Regions from separate parts of the Homo sapiens genome. Here region 2 is linked to region 1. Evidence: read pairs that join two places in POLR2A ChIA-PET (ENCODE). Cell type or tissue: PC-9. All regions are shown on one strand. Links, peaks and the distances in the headings refer to the core of each region. The heading gives the core; the rest is flanking DNA.

Evidence for each region. Peaks named below come from ENCODE experiments on the same cell type or tissue, not always from the same donor. Only the 100,000 strongest peaks of a DNase experiment are listed, where the experiment ranks them.
Region 2: POLR2A ChIA-PET joins it to region 1 with 5 read pairs; 2 of 35 experiments call an interaction of 5 or more read pairs at or near these places.

The regions. Positions count from the first base shown.
Region 1 is chr10:43,349,718-43,359,587 of GRCh38, forward strand. LOC105378271 (a long non-coding RNA gene) reads left to right here. Exons shown (of 3, transcript XR_945902.3): 3 at 516-589. LOC107984226 (a long non-coding RNA gene) reads right to left here and starts at 1,501. Exons shown (of 3, transcript XR_001747439.2): 1 at 617-1,501. RefSeq lists an enhancer at 5,826-6,533. In PC-9, for the core only: a CTCF peak has its summit at 6,222; DNase peaks (open chromatin) are centred at 4,024, 4,504 and 6,434; H3K27ac peaks cover 3,486 bases.
Region 2 is chr10:43,107,184-43,113,521 of GRCh38, forward strand. It overlaps RET (ret proto-oncogene), which reads left to right. Exons shown (of 20, transcript NM_020975.6): 6 at 1,848-2,047; 7 at 4,024-4,282; 8 at 4,916-5,041; 9 at 5,670-5,780. Among named protein-coding and RNA genes, the nearest start is that of CSGALNACT2-DT, 28 kb to the right of the region's middle. RefSeq lists a silencer at 1,879-2,042. In PC-9, for the core only: no CTCF peak of the experiment used is centred there; a DNase peak (open chromatin) is centred at 3,729.

The DNA.
Region 1 (9,870 bases), core at 2,099-7,098:
ATGGCGCCACTGCACTCCAGCCTGGGTGACAGAGCGAGACTGTCTCAAACAAAAACAAAAACAAAAACAAAAAACTGTGAACTTTGCTGGGCATGATGGCTCACACCCCTAATCCCAACACTGAGAGGCTGAGATAGGGGGATCACTTGAGGCCAAAAGTTTGAGGCCAGGTTGGGCAACAAAGTGAGACCCTGTCTCTGTAAAAATACAAATTAAAGAACTGTGACTTGGAGATGCCAGTGACTCTTCCTGGGCTTTGATGAAGACCCCTTCCTGGCTGAGGAACAGAACCTGTCCCAACCTGCCTGGACCAGCCCTGGGGCCTCATCTGGCCCCCACCCAGTGGCCAAGGCTTTATTATCAGAACCAGGACTGCCTCCTCATGAGTGCAGCCTCCTGAAGATGGCTGGGAAGTCCATCAGTTGAAGGCCTGGGGAAGGAGGAGATGTGAACTCCTCCTCAGTCAGGAGATGACATTTACCTGCAATCTTCCTCTTATCTTCCCCCACCCGTAGGCCACATTCAGCATTCTTCAACAAACACTCTGTTGCCTGTGCCCAGAGACCCAGATGCTGGAACCTGACCGCCCGGATCTAATTCTAGTCCCACCACTTACCAGCTGGCTGACTTGGCAGGCAACTTCACCTGTTGTGCTTCCGTTTTCCATAGATAAGATGGAATCTGGCTAACATCAACGTCACTGAGCAGGCTGGGTGCAGCAACTCACGCCTGTAATTCCAGCACTTTGGGAGGCTGAGGAGGTGGGAGGATCACTTGAGCCAAGGAATTTGAGTCCAGCCTGGGTAACATAGCAAGACACCCCCCAATAAAGAATCGAGCCTGCCCAGCCTATGGGTGCTGATTGCTCCAAACAATCCCTGCATTCCCCCATAAAGTCCAGGCTGCCCGAACCATGGCCAGTAATACTGGAGAACAACCCCTCCAACCGAGCTGCCCAAACTGGCTGCCAATCCGCAAGAACGGCCCCTTATCCAGCCTGCACCCCCACCCTCTCCATGGCTGCTAATCCTGGAAACAATCCCTCTATTCCCACTTCAGAAGCTGGCTGCGCCTCCCCCATGAGACACCTCTGCGCCCTCCCCGAATGAGCCGCACGTCTGCTTCTCCAAACGGCCGCTGTGCCCGGTGCTCAGCGCATCTCAACTCGCGGCAGGCCGCCCCGCGAGCCGCCTCTCCCTTTCCTGCGGCTCGAAGGGACCCCAGCGTGAACCGTGTGCTTGTTTTTCATTGTCTCCATCTCGGGGCTTCCTTGTAGAGTTTGGAGCTCCGCGTGAACAGCGCTCTACGCGCTAGTTCCATCGGCTCCTCGGTGCCCGCACGCAGCCGCGCGTGCCAGTCAGTGCCTGGGTCACCGCGAATTCCATCCCAACCCGCTCCGGCACCGCGACGGTCTCTCCTGTCACTGGAGACGTTTCTTGTGTCAGTGCAAATATATGTCGTTCCTTGTTTTTTTCTATTAAAGACAGTGCTTGGTGGGAACATTTCTGCACTACTGGAGTTTCTGAAGCTTCAACCCCACGCACCAGGCCCACCCACACCCGGGCCCCCGTTCCCCCGCCCGACCCACCCACAACCAGCCACCTAGCTCAGATCCCGGCCCATGATCTGCACCCCACGCCCGCCCCACACTCAAAACCGCTCCCCAAGGCCGCCTAAGCCCGCACCCCATGGCCTGAGTCTCCTCCCACACCCGGCTTTCCCCGTGCCCAGCAACTTCTGCAATGCCCGATCCCCCAGTATCCTGGCCCCCTGCATTCCAGACCCCCACACCCTCTAGCCATCGTCCCCCACGTCCCGGCCCCACCCCATGTCTGACTCTCCCACGCCCAGGGCCTCCCTCACAGCTTTCCCTGTCACACTTTGGTCACCTTCCCACACCCAGACCCCTGCCCAGCGCTGGGCCCACCCTAGTTCCAGGCCCCCTCCACACCCCCCAAACCTCCCCTACCCACACACACCCAGGGGCTCTGCCAAGGCTCTTGGGGGTTTGGTGGCAGCAATGTAGTTAATGAGCATCCTCAATTCAAAGAATGTTCAAGACTGCACTGCACTGGAGAACGTGAGAGCCCTGAAATCTTGCTGCTCCTATGTGAAAAACACTTGAAAGAGGTTTTCCCAAATTTGACAATATCCAAAACTTTCACATTAGCAATGGGGAGCATATATTCAGGGCAACTGGTATGGGGGGAAATGTTAGCAATAATAAGTGGTGAACTGGAATGCACATTTTCTAAGCTATTAGTAAAAAAAATTTAAGAGAGGGAGTCGGCTGGGCATGGTGGCTCATGCCTGAAATCACAGCACTTTGGGAGGCCGAGGCGGGTGGATCACCTGAGGTCTGGAGTTCCAGACCAGCCTGGCCAACATAGTGAAACCCTGTCTCTACTAAAAATACAAAAAAAAAAAAAAAAAAAATCAGCTGGGTGTGGTGGCGGGCGCTTGTAATCCCAGCTACTCGGGAGGCTGAGGTAGGAGAACTGCTTGAACCCAGGAGGCGGAGGCTGCAGTGAGCCGAGATTGCGCCATTGCACTCTACCCTGGGCAACAAAAGTGAAACTCCACTTCAAAAAAAAAAAAGAGAGGGGGTCAATCACACCAGAAGACCCGTTTATCCTTCATTCTTTCTCAAAGAAATTGTTATAATATTCTAAATCATTATCATATGAAGCAGTGATCATGATTATGCAGTTACTGGTAGCAGCAAAATGTAATTATGAGGGAATTAATTTTAAAATTTATCTTTTGGAATTTTGTTATGCTATGCTTTTGAAAATTTGCAGTTGTTTTGCTTTTGTCATTCTAAAATCATTCTTTTATCATTATAAATAAATACAAACTTTGAGACAAACTGATTATATTCAGAATTCTGTGCTCTTTTCTTTTTTCTTTAGAGATAGAGTCTCACTCTGTAGCCCAGGCTGTAGTGCAGTGGCGCCATCTCGGCTCGCTGCAACCTCTGCCTCCTGGGTTCAAGTGATTCTTGTGCCTCAGCCTCCTGCTTACAGGTGTGCGCCACCATGTCCGGTTAATTTTTTTTTTATTTTTTCGAGATGGAGTCTCTGTCCATCTTTTGAGCCGAGATTGCAGTGGTGCAATCTCAGCTCACTGCAACCTCTGCCTCCCGGGTTCAAGCAGTTCTCCTGCCTCAGCCTCCTGAGTAACTGGGATTACAGCTGCGTGCTGCCCGGTTAATTTTTGTATTTTTAGTACAGACGGGGTTTCACCATGTTGGCCAGGCTGGTCTTGAACTCCTGACCTCAGGTGATCCGCCCGCCTATGGCCTCCCAAAGTGCTGGGATTACAGGTGTGAGCTACTGTGCCCGCCCGGCCTAATCTTGTGTTCTTTTCTTAGAGATAACTCTACCTATGGTGCCAACTTCAGCTCCCACTTTCAGATCTGCCCTCCTCCTCTAGGGGCAGGTGTGTCCGGTCCTGGGGCATCCCTGCTGAGCACCACGTGTGCACAACTTCAGCTTTCAGAGACAATGTTGATTGTTTTCTAAGGCAGGTGTGCCAATTTAGGACTGGAAATGAGTCCCATGCACCCCCAGTCTGCCCAAACCCAGGAACCTAGAGGGGTCCTAATCACCTGTGTCAGTGAAAAGGTGGAAAATAGCAAACTCTACCCATCCCTCAGAGCAAAATGGTTTCTCCAATTCCTCTGTGGTGCAGGCTATAAATTCAGACCCTCAGTGTGGAAAATCCCAATGTTGATCATTAGAAGTTAATATATTAAAATATTTTACCAGTTTATTAAGAACTTAGAGGCAAATAATAGCTCTCAAGAATTTATACATCAAACCACAAGACATTTTAATTTTACATTATAGAAAAAACCTGGTGCTCTATTTTTAAAAACATGATTGGATTTTTTTCCCCATTGTTTACTAAATTTCGACTTCTTCAATAGTTCTTTCTGGTTTGGTAAACATTGCTCTGAGTCACTTCTCCTTCTCTTTTGTAGTCTGATCATAGGAGAGCACACTACCAGCTCCCTTTGTTTACTGGGGAGGCCAAATAACAAATGGTTGGTATTTTATATTAGCTACTGCTGTGGAGACAACAAATACATGTGGAGCTCTGATTGCATTTGAATCTAGGTTTCAGGTGGCCACAAATTCAATAATTTCTTTAACTTATTTAACAGACAAGCCTCTACAAACTACTGACATTCATGGTCACATTCTATGCCAACAAACACAGAACCAAGACCTTTCCAAATCGTAGTGTCGTGGGATTCTTTCAACTTTAACATTCAGTGCCAGTAAAAACATTCTTTTATTCTACTCCTACCAAGTAAATAAGTGATTCCCCTTATCAGATGCTTAATCTCATCATAACTAACTTATTTTTATAAAGATTTAGATAAAGGAGTTCAGTGGAGAGACATTTATTGGAATGAACCACTGGTTTGAGATAAGAAACCCTTTTCATAAATTATGCCTTAATCTAAAATCTGGGTAAGTATTTTACTTCATTGGCTCAGTTTAACTGGAGGAAATAGCAAAGAGAAATTTATGACTATGGCTTATAAATATTTAAAACCTGTTTCTTCAGAAACAGTGATCAAGGATTACTGAGAAAAAAAAAAAGAAAACCTGTTTCTCTCACTGACTGACTCTGACCTCTGAGAAAGCTGTCTCTCTGCCCCAGCACTCTGCCTCACAGCCTGCTTTATGAATCTTCACTACACCCGTCAGTCAACACTGGGAAGATAACACATCTATTTCTTCCTCCCACTCTAAGCCCACTGTGATATCATCCATTGGAGGCAGGAGCTCTGCGCTGTCCCTTTGCAGCCCCTGGAACTGCAGTGAGCTGTGTGTATTGAGTCAATCCATAAATACCAAGTAATTATATAAATAAAAATTATAGGAGACCCTTGTTTTGGACTAAGCTCCTGCTAGGATCAGCTTAGTCCTAAACAAGGGTCTCCTGGGTGGATCACCTGAGTTCGAGACCAGCCTGACCAACATGGAGAAACCGTTTCTACTAAAAATACAAAAAGAATTAGCCAGGCGTGGTGGCACATGCCTGTAATCCCAGCTACTCAGGAGGCTGAGGCAGGAGAATCGCTTGAACCCGGGAGGCAGAGGTTGCACTCCAGCCTGGGCAACAAAAGCAAAACTTGAAACTCTGCCTCAAAAAAAAAAAAAGAAAAAGAAAAAGAAACAAACAAAAAAAAAACACAGGGGTCTCCTATAATTTTTATCTAACATAACTTTCAAAGCATTTTCATTCTAATACAATTACTCCAAAACAGAGTCACCTCTGGCCTTCCATCAGGAGAGAGATAACAGTCCAACTTCCCAAACAGGCCAGCTTCAGTGGCATGATAATGAAGTTCCCTCTGCCTTTAATCCTTACAACAAAAAGGGACCCGAGGTTAGTCAATCAGTTCTTTTTTCTATTGTTCTGTCTCATTCTTGCCTTAGGAGGAAAGCAACCTTAAAACGACCAATTCACTTTTTCTTTTTTGTTTCTGCTTTCTTTAGCCATTTTGGTCTATAAAACCAACCTCCTCTGCTCAGTTCCCTGGAACATTTATTCCATTTTATGAAAGGAAGTGTTGCCTTATTTGAGAATCACAAAGCCAACTAAGAATTTTTAAATGGGCCAGGCACAGTGGCTCACTCCTGTAATCCCAGCACTTTGGGAGACCAAGGCGGGTGGATCACCTGAGGTCGGGAGTTCAAGGCCAGCCTGACAAATATGGAGAAATCCCGTCTTTACTAAAAATACAAAATTAGCCAGGCGTGGTGGCACATGCCTGTCATCCCAGCTACTCAGGAGGCTGAGGCAGGAGAATAGCTTAAACCCAGGAGGCGGAGGTTGCAGTGAGCCGAGATCACATCACTGCACTCCAGCCTCAGCAACAAGAGCGAAACTCCTTCTCAAAAAAAAAAAAAAAAAAAAAAAAAGGAGCCAGGCACAGTGGCTGATGCCTGTAATCCCAGCACTTTGGGAGGCTGAGGCAGGTGGCCCAGTCTCCACTAAAAATACCAAAATTAACCGGGCATAGTCACACACAAACCCTGTTGGCTAGGCTGGTCTTGCACTCCTGACCTCAAGTAATCTGGGCCAACACTGTAACTGCCCAAGGGGTTCACCTTGCCCACTGCGTAGACAGAGCCAATTCATCAAGACAAGGAACTGCAATAGAGAAAAAGTAATTCATGCAAAGCCAGCTGTGTGGGTGGCTGGAGTTTTATCATTACTCAAATCAGTCTCCCTGAGCATTCGGGGATCAGAGTTTTTAAGGATAACTTGGTGGGTAGAGGGGGAGCCAGTGAGCCAGGAGTGCTGATTGGTCAGAGATGAAATCATAGGGAGTAGAAGCTGTCTTCTAGCACTGAGTCAGTTCCTGGGTGTGGAACACAATGTCAGACAAGCCAGTTTATTGATCTGGGTGGTGCCAGCTGATCCACAAGTGCAGGTCTGTAAAATATCTCAAGCACTGATCTTAGCAGCAGTTTAGGGAGGGTCAGAATCTTGTAGCCTCCAGCTGCATGACTCCTAAACCATTATTTCTAATTCTGTGGCTAATGTTAGCCTAGTCCCCAGGCAAGAAGGAAGTCTGCTTTGAGAAAGGGCTGTTACCATCTTTGTTTAAACTATAAACGGCAAGCAATCCTGGCGAGGTGGCTCACCTCCCAGCACTTTAGGGGGCAGGTGGATTACCTGAGGTCATGAGTTTGAGACCAGCCTGACCAACATGGTGAAACCCCCGTCTCTACTAAAAATACAAAAAAATTAGCTGGGTGTGGTGGTGGGCGCCTGTAATCCCATCTACTCCGGAAGTTAAGGCAGGAGAATCCCTTGAGCCCAGGAGGCAGAGGTTGTGGTGAGCTGAGATCTCACCTAGGTCCTGCCACTGAACTCCAGCCTGGGCAAAAGAACGAAACTTCATCTCAATAAATAAATAAATAAACAAACAAACTACAAACTAAGTTTTTCCCAAAGTTAGTTCAGCCCACATCCAGGAATGAACAAAGGCAGCTTGGCAGTTAGAAGCAAGAAGTAGTCGGTTAAGTTAGATCTCTTTCACTGTCTCAGTCATAATTTTGCCTAGGCAGTTTCAACATGGTGAAACCCCATCTCTACTAAAAATGCAAAAATTAGGCTGGGCACAGTGGCTTACACCTGTAATCCCAGCACTTTGGGAGGCCGAGGACCAAAGTGGATCACCTGAGGTCAGGAGTTCAAGACCAGCCTGGCCAACATGGTGAGACCCCCTCTCTACTAAAAATACAAATTAGCCTGGCATGATGGCAGGCGCCAGTAATCCCAGCTACTCGGGAGGCTGAGGTGGGAGAACTGATTGAACCCAGGAGGTGGAGGTTGCAGTGAGTCGAGATCGCACCATTGCACTCCAGCCTGGGCGACTAAGCAAAACTCCATCTCAAAAAAAAATTAGCTGGCTGGGTGCGGTGGCTCATGCCTGTAATCCCAGCACTCTGGGAGGCTGAGGCGGGCGGATCACGAGATCAGGACATCAAGACCATCCAGGCTAACACAGTGAAACCCAACACAAAAACAAAATCAGCCGGGCGTGGTGGTAGGTGCCTGTAGTCCCAGCTACTCAGGAGGCTGAGGCAGGAGAATGGCGTGAACCTGGGAGGCGGAGGTTGCAGTGAGCCGAGATTGTGCCACTGCACTCCAGCCTGGGCGACAGAGCGAGACTCCGTCTCAAAAAAAAAAAAAAAAAAAAAAATTAGCTGGGCGTGGTGGTACATACCTGTAGTCCCAGCTACTCAGGAGACTAAGGTGGGAGGATGAGTTCCAAAGGCAGAAGTTGCAGTGAGCTGAGACTGCACCACTGTACTCCAGCCTGGGTGACAGAGTGAGATTCTGTATTAAAAAAAGAAAATGGGGCCAGGTGCGGTGGCTCATGCCTGTAATTCCAGCATTTTGGGAGGCCGAGGCAGGAGATCCACCTGAGGTCAGGAGTTCGAGACCAGCCTGACCAACATGGAGAAACCCCATCTCTACTAAAAATACACAATTAGCCGGGCATGGTGGCTCACGCCTGTAATCTCAGCACTTTGGGAGGCCGAGACGGGTGGATCACGAGGTCAGGAGATCGAGACCATGGTGAAACCCCGTCTCTCCTAAAAATACAAAAACTTAGCCGGGCACAGTGGCGGGCGCCTGTAGTCCCAGCTACTCGGGAGGCTGAGGCAGGAGAATCGCTTGAACCGGGAGGCGGAGGTTGTGGTTGCGGTGAGCCGAGATAACGCCCTTGCACTCCAGCCTGGGCAACTGAGCAAAACTCCGTCTCAAAAAAGAAAAAAAGAAAGAAAATGGGCCCACCGCAGTGGTTCATGCCTGTAATCCCAGCACTTTGGGAGGCTAAGGCTGGCCGAGCACTTGAGGTCAGGAGTTCAAGACCAGCAGCCTGGCCAACACAGTGAAACCCCATCTCTACTAAAAATACAAAAATTAGCCAGGCGTGGTGGTGGACTCCTGTAATTCCAAGATAAGGGAGGCTGAGGCAGGATAATCACTTGAACCTAGGAAGAAGAGTTTACACTGAACTGAGATCGTGCCACTGTACTCCAGCCTGGGCAACACAGCAAGACTCTGTTTCAAAAAAAAAAAAATAATGCTTGGGACCAGAGATATTTCTGATTGTGGAATTTTTTGGATTTTGGAATATTTGCATATACATAATGAGATATCTTGGGAATGGGACCCACGTCTAAATAATTTATGTTTCATATATACCTTATACACATAGCCTGAAGATGATTTTATATATTTCTTTTTTTTTTTTTTTTTTTTTGAGACGGAGACTCCTTCTGTCGCCCAGGAGGAGTGCAGTGGCGCAATCTCGGCTTACTGCAAGCTCCACCTCCCGGGTTCACGCTGATCTCCTGCTTCAGCCTCCCGAGTAGCTGGGACTACAGGGGCCCACCACCATGCCCGGCTAATTTTGTTTTTGCATTTTTAGTAGAGACGGGGTTTCACCGTGTTAGCTAGGATGGTCTCGATTTCCTGACCTCGTGATCTGCCCTCCTCGGCCTCCCAAAGTGCTGGGATTATAGGTGTGAGCCACCGCATCCAGCAGATCTTATATATTTCAAATAATTTTGTGTATGAAACAAAGTTTTGACTTTTCAATATGGCCTGTCACATGAGGCCAGGTGTGGAATTTTCTACCTGTGGCGTCATGCTGGTGCTCAAAAAGTTTTGGATTTTGGAGCATTTTTGGATTTCAGATTTTTTTTTTTTTTTTTTTTTTGAGACAGGGTTTCACTCTGTTACCTAGGCTGGAGTGCAGTGGCACAATTACAGCTCAATGAAGCCTGATCTGCTGGGTTCAAGGGATCCTCTCACCTCAGCCTTTCGACTAGCTGGGACCACAGGTGTGCACCAACACACCTGGCTAATTTTTATATTTTTTGTAGGGATGGGGTTTCACCATGTTGCCCAGGCTGGTCTCAAACTCCTGAGCTGAAGGGATCCACCCACCTTGACCTCCCAAAGTGCTGGGATTACAGGTGTGAGCCACTACACCCAGACAAATTTTGGATTTTTGGATTAGGTATGCTCAACCTGTATGTTGAAAACAAGGTGCCAGGGAACAGGCTCTCAGTGACTGCAGGCATCAGGTGATGTGCCAGGGAGACACAGAAAGGAAGAGGAGTGTTTCAACATGTGGCCAGTAAAAGACTTCCAAGAATGGCCGGGTGCGGTGGCTCACGCCTGTAATCCCAGCACTTTGGGAGGCCCAGATGGGCACATTGGCTGAAGTCAGGAGTTTGAGACCAGTCTGGCCAACATCGTGAAACCCCATCTCTACAAAAAATACAAAAAAATTAGCCGGACATGGTGATGTTCGGCTAT
Region 2 (6,338 bases), core at 1,339-6,338, 240 kb before region 1:
GGAACCCCAGGCCATGAGTCCTTCACCCCTTTCTGCCTGGCCTGGTCCTGTTCATTCCTCAGTCCTCCCCACCTCACCAAGCCTATGGAGGCCCCACTTGTCAGAGGGGAGACAGCCTCCTTGCCCTGGCACTGAACACCCTGTGTGCCAGAGTGCCCCTCCCATCATTGTTTCCACCACATGAGATCCACAGTGGCAGCACGCGGCAGGTACACCGATGGCATGACTTCCAGGGCTTGGCCTGCGGGGTCATTGGGTCTGCTGGAGGTTCCTGCAGTGGAGGGTAGTTCTGCCATGCTCTGGGGGAGCTGTCTGGAGGGCTCTAGTGTGTCCTTCCCAGGGCCTTGGTAATGTAGACCTTTAACCCCCCATGCCTCACACACACACACACACACACACACACACACACACACACACACCCTGTTACCCAAAAAACGAAACTCTGTAAAACATTTTAAAGAGGTTTATTCTGAGCCAGGATGAGTGACCACAGCCTGGAGAAAACACAAACCCAAGAAGCCTTGAGTAAGTGGTCCCCAGGTCCAAGGTGGTGGAGTTACAGTTTGCTTTTATACATTTTAGGGAGACAGGAGTTACAAGCAAGGACATAAATCAACACACAGAAGGTATACATTGGTTTGGCCCCAAAATGCAGGGTATCTTAAAACAGGGGCTTACAGGTTAGAGGTAGATGCAGAGATTCTTTAATTTACAGTTGGTTGAAAGAGTTAAGCTTTGCCTAAAGACTTCAGGTCAGTACAAAGGAATGTTAAGGAGGCCTGCTATGTGTCGCCTGATGCTATACAGGGTCAGGAGGGAAAGTAAACCACGTTATACCTGGGTAACTTAAAAAAAAAAGGTTTTTAACAAGATTTTATGGACCAGGCATAGTGGCTCACGCCTGTAATCCCAGCACTTTAGGGAGACCGAGGCGGGTGGATTGTTTGAGTCCAGGAGTTCGAGACCAGCCTAGGCAACATGGTGAAACCCTGTCTCTACAAAAAAAAAAAAAATACAAAAAATTAGCCAGGCGTGGTGGCACATGCCTGGATTCCAGGAACCTGGGAGGCTGAGGTGGGAGGATGGCTGGAGCCTGGGAGGTCAAGGCTGCAATGAGATGCAACAGAGCAAGACTCTGTCTCAAAAAAGAAAACCAATGTTATGGTTTGTAGGGTGTTTCTTAACCCTTGCCTGGCATGGCCTTAGGTCCTGTTTATAATTTGGTATCTTACTGCCACAAAGAGTCCGATCTGTCAGTCTTATGATCTCTGTTTTAATGTTAATGCCGGTCAGTTGTGTCCAAACTCCAGCAGGAAGAGGGCCTAATAAGGCAAGTCCACCCTGCCTTCCTGTCATGGCCCAGAATTCTGTTTTTAAGGTTTTTCTGGTGTCCCTTGGCCAAGAGGGGATCTATTCAGTTGGTCCGGGGACTCAAGATTTTAGTTTCAGTTTACAACTCTATACACAAACACCCCATACACACAGGCACCAATACCCTATGCACAGACACCACACAAATGCATACTACACACTTACACATACCACACACACGCATACCATGCAAGCATATCATACACACAGACACCCCATACAATGCGTACACATGCACACACACACAGGCTGCCTCAAATTGAGAAGGGTTCCTTGGACTTTCAGTTCAGTAAATCCCAACGTTTGAACATTGGTGCTAACTTAGGACCAGCCCCAGGCCTGTTGCATGGCACTGTATGTGTGAAAGTGCGTGTTTGCACCAGTGTGAGTGCAGGGCTGTGTCTGGGAAGAGGTGTGCTACACATGAGGAAGCAGCCAGAGCAGCTTGGTGGTCATTGTTGTGCCCCTACCTGCAGGGCTGGTTCTCAACCGGAACCTCTCCATCTCGGAGAACCGCACCATGCAGCTGGCGGTGCTGGTCAATGACTCAGACTTCCAGGGCCCAGGAGCGGGCGTCCTCTTGCTCCACTTCAACGTGTCGGTGCTGCCGGTCAGCCTGCACCTGCCCAGTACCTACTCCCTCTCCGTGAGCAGGAGGGCTCGCCGATTTGCCCAGGTGAGCCCATACCTATTGCCTGTCTGGGGAAGATTGAAAGGCCAAGGGACATGGGGGCACAGGGAGGCAGGTGACACTGCCTCTTGGCCCAACCAGCACAGAGTAGACTGGGTGGAGTCCTGAGCCCAGGGCCAGGAGGTACAGCTGTGTGCACAGAAGAGGCCTGGGAGAGCTCACAGTGGGCAGGGCTGGGGGCTCCTTGGGCCTCTCTTTTTTTCCCCTTTCCATTCTTGGTATCTTTAAAATGTATTTTCAAAAATGCAAGAGCAATACTGGGTAAATCTGCATATGGTGACTCGGAAGAATCTTCCTGGTGGATTGGTGAGAGTGGCTTGCAGAGATGTTGGTCCCACGTGACTCCCTTTGTGCAAAAGCAGATCTTCCCTGACAGGGATCTGCAAGTGTGCAGAGATCACAGTGCTGTCCACAGTGGTGCCCTCAGGGGGAGGCAGGAAACGCTTCCACTTTTTACTTTTTGTAACTAGGTTTGCTAGAAAGCGTATATTTATATTTGTCTTTGGAAAATAATGATTAGAAATAGAAGGCATAAAAGTAATAAATATTCATTAAAGAAGATGAGGCATGAGGCATGAGGCGTGATCCCTTCTACCCATAGGCGCCAGTGTTGCACATCGTGGTGTTCTTTCTGGGATGTTTCTCGTAAGCACTTATTAAGTTGACTTGAAACTGCAGCACGCATGTTCTCGCATGCCGCTCTCCCTTGCAGAGCAGCCCGTGGCGCCTCCTCTTCAGGGGCCATCTGCCAGTTCTTTCGGGTGGTTCTGTGCCCGCATCAGCTCCTGGCAGCCACCCGTGTCCAGCCCACGAGGGAGCCCACCCTTGGACATATCTAAGCTCCCCGACCACCTCCTTGGCCTTTAATGGGAGTGGGATCAGAGACAGAGGGGCGACAAGACAGAGGGCCCCGGGGGGTCTCATGGGGGGCGGGGCAAGAGCAGGCATTGCTGAAGTTGGGTCACCTGCCCTCTGTCAGGAGCAACGGGGGCCTGAATCCCAGTCCAGCCTCAGCCTCACTGTGGTCTCACCTTTCTCCCCAGTTTGTAAAGCTGTGAATTAGGGACAGGAACCCTGAACAATTTTGAGAGTCACATGAGCATTTGGAAGTGGGCTTTGTAGGGGAAAGTGAGGAGGCCCAGGAGGCTGGTTTTTGCTGTGGTCACTTGTGGGCCTGGGAGAGCCCAGCCCTGCTCTGGCCCGCCCCCATCTCGCCATCTGTGGAACTTTTGGTTTCAAGCAGCTGCAAGAGTTGCCAAGAGGTTGAAAGAATTCAGCTGCCTGACTCCAGGTCCTGGCATCCCCAGGAGAGGCCCCTCTTTCCCAGGGGCTCTGGTCAAAGTCCCAGAGCCTGGCATCCCCAGGAGAAGAGGCTCCTCTTTCCCAGAGGCTCTGCTCAAAGTCCCAGGGAGGCCCCCTGGTCCTGCATGGGCTGGGGCAACCATGCTCCCGAGTCTTGTGGCTGGGGTTCAGTGCTCTGACCAGGGGACACCAGGGCAGGGTGGACCTCTAAACCCTGTGCACTGAGGGAGGAGTGAGGGGTCCCCAGAGCACTGCTGGGGCAGCTGGGAGCAGCCAGGGAGGAGCCTGGGAGACATTCCGGCGGCTTTGTTGTCTGAGTGAGGGAGGAAAGGGGAGTAAAGGGTTGAGTCAGGGCCTGCCTGGGGCTTTTCCTGCCACCAAACTGAACCTCGAGGCCCTGGGTTGCCTTGACCTCCAGCTCCCAGGAACAGGGGCAGCTGGTAACATGTGGCCTGAGTGGAACGGGGCAGGGCAGGGCTGGGGCAGGTGGGTGGGTATGAAGGCTCTGAGGGGTGGAGGACAGGGTGCTCGGGGGGGCTGCTGTCTCCAGGCCCAGTTGGGGGCTGTTCCAGGACTTAGGCTGTGTGGGAATCTCTACCCTCAGGCCATTACAGGCCGGTCCAGCTGCCTGGCTAAGGTGTTCCCCTGTGCCCCCCTAGATCGGGAAAGTCTGTGTGGAAAACTGCCAGGCATTCAGTGGCATCAACGTCCAGTACAAGCTGCATTCCTCTGGTGCCAACTGCAGCACGCTAGGGGTGGTCACCTCAGCCGAGGACACCTCGGGGATCCTGTTTGTGAATGACACCAAGGCCCTGCGGCGGCCCAAGTGTGCCGAACTTCACTACATGGTGGTGGCCACCGACCAGCAGACCTCTAGGCAGGCCCAGGCCCAGCTGCTTGTAACAGTGGAGGGGTCATGTGAGTGCCTGCTCCAGGGAGGGAGGGTCGGGGTCCTGGGGGCTTCTGGAGCCTGGGCCTCCTGCCCTTTGAGAAAAGCAGTACAGCTGCAAGGCTTAGCTGGGGAGTGGGGAAGGCATGGACCAGCTTCACCCTGAGTGACCCAGCAGTAAATGGTTGCTCCTTCCAGATAACATACAGGACCTTGGGTAAATTTGAATTTTGGGTAAACAACAAGCAGTTTTTTGGTATAGGTGTGTTCCATGCAACTTTTGCAGCTTCTCGAAAGACACACCTCTAGGTCCATCCATGCCCTCTTAGGAACATGCTGACACAGCTGCCATTCATGCCATTCATTGTGTATCTGAAATGTAGGTCCCACAGGGCGTCGTTGGCTGAATCTGGCTGCACTCACATCCTTCCTCCTGTACTTACCCCAGCCCAGGTGACCCCTGCTTTGTGACCATGATGTCCTGTACCCTGCCCTGCGCCCTGTGCTCCTGGCACTGTCTTTGCTGCCCTGGGTCTGTCACTCCGGTCCCCTTGGGCTCCATCCGTGGGCAGCTCAGCTGGTGCTGTTCCCTGTCCTTGGGCACTAGCTGGACGCTGGGCCCAGGCCAGCCCCCTGTGACCCTGCTTGTCTGCCACCTGCAGATGTGGCCGAGGAGGCGGGCTGCCCCCTGTCCTGTGCAGTCAGCAAGAGACGGCTGGAGTGTGAGGAGTGTGGCGGCCTGGGCTCCCCAACAGGCAGGTGTGAGTGGAGGCAAGGAGATGGCAAAGGTAAGCCCTGGAAACGCCCAAGGGAGGCCTGCAGGGGCGATGGCACCGGTGGAAACGGGGTCCTGGGGCCCTGCCAGCCTGGGGTGGCTCTCCCTGCTCCAGGTCTGCTTCTGGCACCTCATCCCCCATGTGGCTCTCGATGCCAGCATAGCGGGCAGCAGTGCAGGGCTTGGGAGAGGGCTTGTGAGTACAGTGAATGGTCCCCAGGCCGGATTCACTCTGGACTTGGGAAGGTCTGAACCAAAGTTGGGATGTGCTGGGGACAGAATGGCGTTTTTCTGGGAGGTCCTCGGCCAGGGGATGTGGTGTGGGCAGGGGACTCATTGTCTGCATCAGCCAGAGGCCAGCCTGGGTGTGCCCACCACCATGAGGGGCCCTCACCATGCAGCCCTGAGAGGGTCCCGGCCTCTTTGCTGTAAGGGCCACCTGTGTGAGGAACCCCCCATACCTCCTCTCCCATAAGCCATGGCTCCCCAGGATGCTTCCGCTGGCAAGGCTCTGTATATGGTGTTTCCCTACTCAGGCCTCCAGTTGCTCCTCCCTAGAGGGGCAGGATCTGCCTAGGAGGTGGTGGGGGCGTGTGGCGGGGCTCCCACATGGGTGACAGCCTGCTGTGTGTCCTGTGCAGGGATCACCAGGAACTTCTCCACCTGCTCTCCCAGCACCAAGACCTGCCCCGACGGCCACTGCGATGTTGTGGAGACCCAAGACATCAACATTTGCCCTCAGGACTGCCTCCGTAAGCAGGGTTTAATCAGGGCATGGGAACAGGTAGGAGATAGTAGGGGAAACCTGGATCCCACAGGCACTTCAGCCAGAGTTGCCAGGGCTGTCAGTTCTATGCATCAAGCTGAGCCTCCTGTGCATTTCAGCATCACCCTAGCCATGGGGAGGGAGCAGGCAGGGTCAGGGACAGGGGGAAGGCAGGGACCCACAGACTGTCCAGGCCCCTGCTGAGGTCCCAGAAGTCGGCACACACAGATTTCAGAAGCAGAGAATGGTCAGTAGGGACACTGACAGGGAAAGTGCGGCCCTGAGCCAGACGAGGGACACTGCAATGTGCGGGTCAGGCCACCAGGCTCCAGTTTTGGAGGCAGAGTCCTTTGTTCAGATGAAATGTTAGGAGGGGGCCTGGCTTCACCCATGGCTTCAGAAAGGCACTGTGACCAAGCCCTGCCCGGCTAAGCCAAGCTGCTGGGCCCCTGGCCTCACTGGGCCTATGCTTGCGACACCAGTTGGGGAGGGGGCTCCTTGGGACACTGCCCTGGAAATATGGGCGCCTGGGGTGGTCAGGCGC